Linked DNA regions of Homo sapiens: all the other regions are linked to region 1. A link is a loop called in an ENCODE intact Hi-C map of the cell type or tissue named here. Cell type or tissue: PC-9. All regions are shown on one strand.

Region 1 (2,500 bases):
TACAAAGGTTGGGGCAGGACATTGTGAAAACATAAAGTATAGTGCTATGCTCAGGGCTAGCAACAATGGGGTTCTACCCCTAGGCCTAAAGGGGCTAGAAGGAGTGCTTGCCAGAGCCTGGAAGAAAGAATCCTGTGGAAAAGACAGGCAAGAGAGAAGCTGACTTTCAGTTGAGGAACACAACTCTCTTTTCCATCTCTGATCTCCCAGGGCTCCCATTGACCAAACCCAACCAGAAACCCCTTCTGTGTCAGGCATTTTATACCATGTCATTTAATTCTTACAAGTAGGTGTTACTATCCCCCACTTTTAGCTGGGAAAATTGTGGCTCAGAACAGTTAAGCAGGTTGCTCAAAGACAAACAGCTAGTAAGTAGCATTGTTGGTATTCAAACCCAAGGCTACCTAGAAACAGAGCCTGGGGCCCTTTATGCTTTGTAAAAACTCTAGAGGGAACTCTAGAGATCATCAGTGTCTCTGAGCCCAGAAAGCCTTATCTGCCAACAGTTGGGAATAGATTTAACATAATTTTCTTTTCTTTTCTTTTTTTTGAGACGGAGTCTCAGAGTCTCACTCTGTCACCCAGGCTGTCGCCCAGGCTGGAGTGTAGTGGTGCAACCTCAGCTCACTGCAACCTCTGCTTCCCAGGTTCAAGCAATTCTGCTGCCTCAGCCTCCTGAGTACCTGGAATTACAGGCTCCCGCCACCACACCTGGCTAATTTTTCTTTTTCTCGAGACGGAGTCTTGCTCTATCAGCCAGGCTAGAGTGCAGTGGTGCAATCTCGGCTCACTACAACCTCCATCTCCCAGGTTCAAGCAATTATCCTGCCTGGTATTACAGGTGCTAGCCACCATGCCTGGCTAATGTTTGTATTTTCAGTAGAGATGGGGTTTCACCATGTTGGCCAGGATGCTCTCGAACTCCTGACCTCAAGTGATCTACCCGCCTCAGCCCCCCGCCACCCAGAGTGCTGGAATTACAGGGGTGAGCCACTGCACCCAGCCTTAACTTAATTTTCAACCTTACCTCCCATGTTACCACTCTCACTATCCAAAACACACACGTGCTTAAGTAAGATCTGGACTGCCCCAAGGAGGCCTAGTTACATATTTAGGTTACAGATACAACACTCTGGACACATTTCAGATGCTAAAAAAAGGTCACTTCCTTGACCTCCTGTGCCTTTCTCTCACTGAGGCAGAGTACAATGCCTTATTGTAGTGTACCTGTGAGAGGGTCTACGTAGCTGATGACCTCCTTCTCCTCTTCTGAGAACTGGAAAATGTCTCCCTGTGCTATAGATTTCTTAATATGGTACCATGTGCCTCCCCACCTCTGTGGTTTACTTATATTAACATTCAGGTTTAGAGTTGCTTTTTTCAGGTCTTTGAAGAGTCCTGCCACATGGAGGCGGGGTGGAGTTATCATATTAGACATTTTCTGTTCCAAGTGAATCTGAGCGTTTTCAACAACTACAGTGGCTGTCATTAGGACCTAATGGAGCTGACAGTGACTGCTATCAGAGAGCTTACCAAACATGATGTGATACTTGGATCCTGAGTGCATATCCTCCTGGTTCAGGGTGGCAGGAAAGAGTTTTACATATCCGCCACCACAATACTTCCTTTGCTTGTGTTTTACTGAAAACTGAAACACCAAGGTCTCATTCTCATTGCTGAATGCTTCAACCTGGTTGAGAAGGCATAAAACTTGGCATGTTCACTGGTTTGGAGACCTAGAAGCAGAAAGCACAGAGTCTTCAGGCTTAAATACCCAAAAAGCAGCCAGAGAGATCCAGCACTTGACCTCACCAATCTCTGGTATTTTCTTCCATACCTGTGCTGAAAGCTTTGCACACATACTTTTATTCAAGCCTCAGAGCAACCCTGCAAAATGAGTATTATCTCCACTTTACAATCAGGAGGCTGAGTCATAAGGAGGTGAGTCACCTGCCTAGGGCCACATAGCTAGCAAGGAGCCAAGCTGGAATTTTAAGCCACGTTTGTCTGATTCTTTCTGCATACCATGCTACCTCTGATTTTCAAGAGATACTTGAAGACTGTTCTACAACTTTACAAAACAAAGGCCTGTTTTTCCGAGGCTCCCCTGGGTGACCAGAATGAGGTTCTACCATACAAAAATGCTGTGGTAGAAAGAGCCCCTGCACTTTCTGGACATCTTTCTACCATAGCCTCGTAGATCAAATAGTAATCACTGCTAACATTCACTGAACACTTACTCGTTACCAATGTGTTTCATTCACATATATTACTACTGTACTTAATCTTCATAATAACCCCATGAAGTGGGTTCTCCTAATTTCTCTGCTTTATCATGAAGCCATTGAGGCTATTTCACTTGTGCAGGATCACTCAACCAGTTCATTTAATTCTAGAGCCCCCATCTTCAACTATAAGACTTTACTTCCTCCTCCAGAGAGTATCAGGGTAATAATAGATCTCAGAGCCTTTCTAGTCTAACCACATTACTTTATAGATG
Region 2 (2,500 bases), 200 kb after region 1:
CGAGTAGCTGGGACTACAGGCGCCCGCCACCACGCCTGGCTAGTTTTTTGTATTTTTAGTAGAGACGGGGTTTCACCGTGTTAGCCAGGATGGTCTCGATCTCCTGACCTCATGATCAGCCCGCCTCGGCCTCCCAAAGTGCTGGGATTACAGGCATGAGCCACCGCGCCCAGCCTTTTTTGAGACGGAGTTTTGCTCTTGTTGCCCAGGCTGGAGTGCAATGGTGCAATCTCGGCCTCCTGGGTTCAAGCAATTCTCCTGCCTCAGCCTCCTGAATAGCTGGGATTACAGGTGCCCACCACCATGCCCAGCTAATTTTTGTACTTTTAGTAGAGGAGGGGTTTTGCCATGTTGGCCAGGCTGGTGTCGAACTCCTGACCTCAGGCTGTCCGCCTGCCTCGGCCTCCCAAAGTGCTGGGATCACAGGCATGAGCCACTGCACCTGGCCTAAAGACAATACATTAGCTATTGTTCTAAAAAAGTGCAATTGAATGTCACTTGCTAGTAAATCACTCATGTATCCATCCTTTAAAAGCATATGACTGTATTCAGTAAAAGCTTGATAATATGTGGTTAGCTCTTGGTAACATCACTGATAGACACTCTCTGGCTCCGTTTTGAGGGATTCTCCCAAAATTTCTATGAAATCGAAACATTTAAAACACCTGTTGTACCTGTAATAGGCAGGTCTACAAAGTCATGCACAGGCTCATGGGCTTCTTCTATTCCTGCTGTTAAGGTTCCTTCTATGCTCTCCCAGTACCCTGTCCCATAATAAACACACAGTTCATGAACATCTCTTTGAAAGGGTCCAGAGTTAAGTTTTTATGTCCAACTAACCCACTCTGTGTTCCTTTTCTCCCTCAATTTCACTCTTCCTTGTTTGTATATTCTAATCTAGAAGCCCAAACCAGTAAGGACTGCAGATGTTTTATTTGGGCAGCACAGTGTTCTGTTGACTTGTTTTTTGTTTTGTTTTAACAAGGCTTTAGATTCTTTCAGGTTGGGTATGCTGACTCCCCAGTTCCATATATATCTTATGTCTTGGTCCTATCCACATATTCTCTGCCTGGCATCTGTAGCTATTTGAGCTTGTGACACCTGCTGGTCATCAGCTGCTACTGCTGATTTTCTAACTGAGGTCAAATTTCTTTTTACTATTTTTTGTTTTTCTCTTTCTGAAGGAAGAGAACTTGAAAGCTTAAGTCCTTTCACTGTTCTTTTTCTAAAGACCTATACTAATGATAGCTTCTGTGTAACTATGGCACTGAGCACTGTAGTTTACACATTTATAAATTAGATAAAAGTACATGTTGGAAAGAACTTGTACTTTGGAGCCAGACGTGTTTGAAATGGCTCCACTACTCACCAGCTGTATGACTTCAGACCAGTCATTGAACCTCCGAGCGTCTGTGTATTATGAGCGTCATTGTGTTTTCCTTAGGGTTGTAATGTAGATATAGACATACCGTGTATGGTGCATACAAGGTACTCGATAAATTATTATTATAATTCATAGCTTTAAATTGTTTTTGCATACTTTATGATTTTATGCCTAAATTCTAGACAACTTAGCCCATTGCAGATAAAACTTTCCTGTATACATAGGTGTTGTTTTTAACTGTTTTCTTTATATCATTTGTTCTGAACAAGGTAAATTATGAAATGGCTGAAAATTTATCCCATTTTTTTTCAATTTACAGTCTTACTGAGTATTTCACTTGGCTCAGACATGGTTTCTAATCATGGGTAAGGAGAAAAAACACAGCATAAATAGGACCTTTGAAATTACATCTAAAATAAGATTCATATGTTATAGGATTTGGGGTTTTTAGGTCAATTGATTTAAAAGATTGACTCTATTTTGAGATACATCACAGAGGCACAAAGCATTTTAAAGGTAACTTTCATGCTTTTTTTTGAGACAGAGGGTCTCACTCTATCACTCAGGCTAGAGTGCAGTGGCACGAACACAGCTCACTATAGCCTCAACCTCATGGGCTCAAGTGATCCTCCCACCTCAGCCGCCCCAGTAGCTGGAACCACAGGCACACACCACCATGCCCAGCTAATTTTTTTTTTTTTTTTGAGACAGAATCTCACTCTGTCGCCCAAACTGGAGCTGGAGTGCAGAGGTGCGATGTCGGCTTATTGCAACCTCCACCTCCCAGGTTCAAACGATTCTCATGTCTCAGTCTCCAAAGTAGCTGGGACTACAGGCGCATGCCACCACGCTCGGCTAACTTTTTGTATTTTTAGTAGAGATGGGGCTTCACCATGTTAACCAGGCTGGTCTTGAACTCCTCACCTCAAGTGATCTGCCCACCTTGGCTTTACAAAGTGCTGGGATTACAAGCCTGAGCCACCATGCCCAGCCTAATTTTTTATTTTTTGTAGAGATGGGGTCTCACCATGTTACCCAGGCTAGACTCAAACTCCTGGGCTCAAGTGATCCTCTTGCCTTGGCCTCCCAAAGTGTTGGAATTACAGGCGTGAGCCA
Region 3 (2,500 bases), 92 kb after region 1:
TGGGTCTTGGAGAAAGCTGGAAATTTGGTATATGATAGAGCGTTACAAATCAGACATTATCACTTAGTAAATGAAACTGGATCAATTGGGTGTCCATATGAAAAAAAGAAGATTACTCTTTACCCCATGTGATACACAAAAACAAATTTCAGATGTATAAGAGGTATAAAATGAAATTTTAAACTTAGAAAAAAAGCATAGGTGATATCTTTATGATGTCAAGATAGAGCAGAAAGCATAAACCACAATGGCAAATATTTGTGGATTTGACAACATTCAAAATTTAAAACCTTTGAACAAAAAAAGATACCACAGTCAAAGGGAAAAGACAACTCATGGATAGAAGAGAAAATACTTAAAATACATCAGTTGGCAAAGGATTAATATTCTGTGTATATATAAATAACTCCTGCATATTAATAAAGAAGACAAAAAGAAAATCCCCCCAAATGCATACAAATCTGTAAAAAAGACAAAAGAATTCTCAAAATGTAGAAAAGTTACATACTTTCAATTCATGTAAGGGGGAATAAGAAGGTAAAATATTGAATGCAAAAGCAAAGCAAATTGTTTACCACTCTCTTACTGGCATCTAGGCCAGTGCCTAGAAATTCAATAAATACTTGTTGAATCAATGAATGAATGATGCTAAAGTAGGTCCTCCATGCAGCGTCTTCTTTAGTGAGCAGGTTGAACTGCAAGCCATTCTGCTCCCTTCTATATTATTGATTCTGTCACTCCTCTCTAGACTGTATGTTCCTCCAGGGCATAGACATGTTTTGTATCCCTTGGCTGTTACTGTTCTTGGCCCAGAATAGGTATTTAATAAGTTTGTTGAAGTAATTAGTGAATATTGTTTACTGTCACCATGTCCTGTTAAGAACAGGCTTTGGATCAGGGTTTGCAAGACCTAGTATTCTTCTCCCTTTTAGTTGTTGGACTTTTGGCAAACTTAAAAAAAATTTTTTTTAAACCTGAGTCTCAGTTTCTTAATCTCTAAAGAAGAGTAGTGACCTGTTCTGCCTAAATCTCAGGGACCACATTTAAATGCACTATGTGAATGTAAATAGACTTCCAATGTCATTTAAGCAGTGATGAAAAGTATGTGGTTGTAGAGTTATAATGGGAGTAGCTATGCTGTGTATTCTTAGCACTGTCTACATTCCTTTTAGGAGCCTGTGAGCAATCTATGTCTCAGAGGAGTCATCATTCTTTTTTATTATCTTTGGAACCAGTTCACCAGCCTACTTTTCGCAAAGGGAGATTGGCCCCAAAATAGCCAGAATTTTGTTTCTCTTTTTTTACCCCAAGCCGTGAGAGCAAAACTATCTGTCTGTCTTTGGCATCAGAATGATGATTCATGTCTGAAGTATGTCTGTGTGTATAGAAAAAAAACGAAAAGAGAGAAAGTCAGGAAATTCATCCAGTGGGACAAGACTGTGTAGCTCTAGTTTCTTTTTGGTGCCTTGATAGTGTGACCCTGGAGCAACAGGCACCTTGGTGACCTCAAGTACTGATAGAACTTTAAGAAGCTGACCATCTGAAACCTTCAGAAAAAAATCATGAGAGGTCACTGAAAGATGTATATGTTTATTATGTTGGCACAATGGGGGTCATAAAAGTGGAGTTGAAAGAAAAACATTGATATTTTTGTGGGTTAGTATAACAAATAACTTTTCTTAACAACAGAACACCATTTCATATATAGATTATCAAAGGGAGTTTTGCTTTACCAGATATAATCAAAAAAATACTCTAAACCCAGATAAAGGGAGAGGAAGGATGTCTCAGGCAGAGGGAACATGTGCAAAAAATGGTGGTAGGAGAGAAATTGGGGCAATTGGTAAACCTTAAGCTATTTAAGTGTAGAATAGAGAGGTAGGCATGGAGCAAATCACTAAGGGCCTTGTAGGCTAGGCTGTGGCGGAGAGTGACCACATCCCTTAAACCAGAACTGCTTGAGAATGAAAGGGGGATCTATTCATTATTGAGCCAGGACAACAGGAATAATCCAGGATTGTTCCTGGCAAACCAGGTCGTATGGTCACCTTGTGTGAAGGTGAAGAAGAACCATTGGTGTGGTAACATATCCTCCAAGGAATGGAAGGTTAAAATAAATTATAAACTAGAGGATTGGACAGCTGAATAATCTTGACTAAAAGGGAATGAGAGAGGCTGGCCAATTGCTTGGTTAGGACATGGAATTGAAAAGGGCTGTTGTTAAAGAGTATAAAGACTTGAGTCTTGAGTATGTGTAAATGCAGTTGGGAAAAAGAGAGAGAGAGACAGAGAAGAGAAATAGAGACCAGGAAGAGAGAGACAGAAATTGAAAATTGGCAGGGATATGGAGCATGAGTGTGGAAGGACTGGGTTTTCGATAGAAGAATGGATGCCTTTTCCATTATGATAAGTGGAAAGGAAGCATGCTGGGTTTAGATGCAAGTGAGTCTTCAGGTGGGAGGGCACATCAGGAAGGTTTAGAATTTCTACCCGATGGCTG

The links. A loop is a pair of places that touch in the nucleus more often than their neighbours do. Peaks named below come from ENCODE experiments on the same cell type or tissue, not always from the same donor. Only the 100,000 strongest peaks of a DNase experiment are listed, where the experiment ranks them.
Region 2: a loop joins it to region 1, with 6 times the contacts of the local background. A loop is called at or near these places in 29 of 110 quality-filtered maps.
Region 3: it touches region 1 in a loop (6-fold over the local background); 3 of 110 quality-filtered maps call a loop at or near these places.

The regions. Positions count from the first base shown.
Region 1 is chr1:51,568,015-51,570,514 of GRCh38, forward strand. The region is part of intron 2 of EPS15-AS1 (EPS15 antisense RNA 1); the gene reads left to right. It also overlaps a transcript of OSBPL9 not described here and the pseudogene CALR4P. Among named protein-coding and RNA genes, the nearest start is that of OSBPL9, 48 kb to the right of the region's middle. RefSeq lists enhancers at 1,244-1,293, 1,454-1,613. In PC-9, CTCF peaks have their summits at 1,406 and 1,607; DNase peaks (open chromatin) are centred at 1,427, 1,937 and 2,497; H3K4me3 peaks cover 1,223 bases; H3K27ac peaks cover 2,500 bases.
Region 2 is chr1:51,768,066-51,770,565 of GRCh38, forward strand. All of the region lies in intron 12 of OSBPL9 (oxysterol binding protein like 9), which reads left to right. Among named protein-coding and RNA genes, the nearest start is that of MIR761, 67 kb to the right of the region's middle. In PC-9, CTCF peaks have their summits at 1,112 (motif pointing left) and 1,311; a DNase peak (open chromatin) is centred at 1,086.
Region 3 is chr1:51,660,033-51,662,532 of GRCh38, forward strand. The region is part of intron 2 of OSBPL9 (oxysterol binding protein like 9); the gene reads left to right. Among named protein-coding and RNA genes, the nearest start is that of OSBPL9, 44 kb to the left of the region's middle. In PC-9, no CTCF peak of the experiment used is centred here; a DNase peak (open chromatin) is centred at 1,269; H3K4me3 peaks cover 1,492 bases; H3K27ac peaks cover 1,954 bases.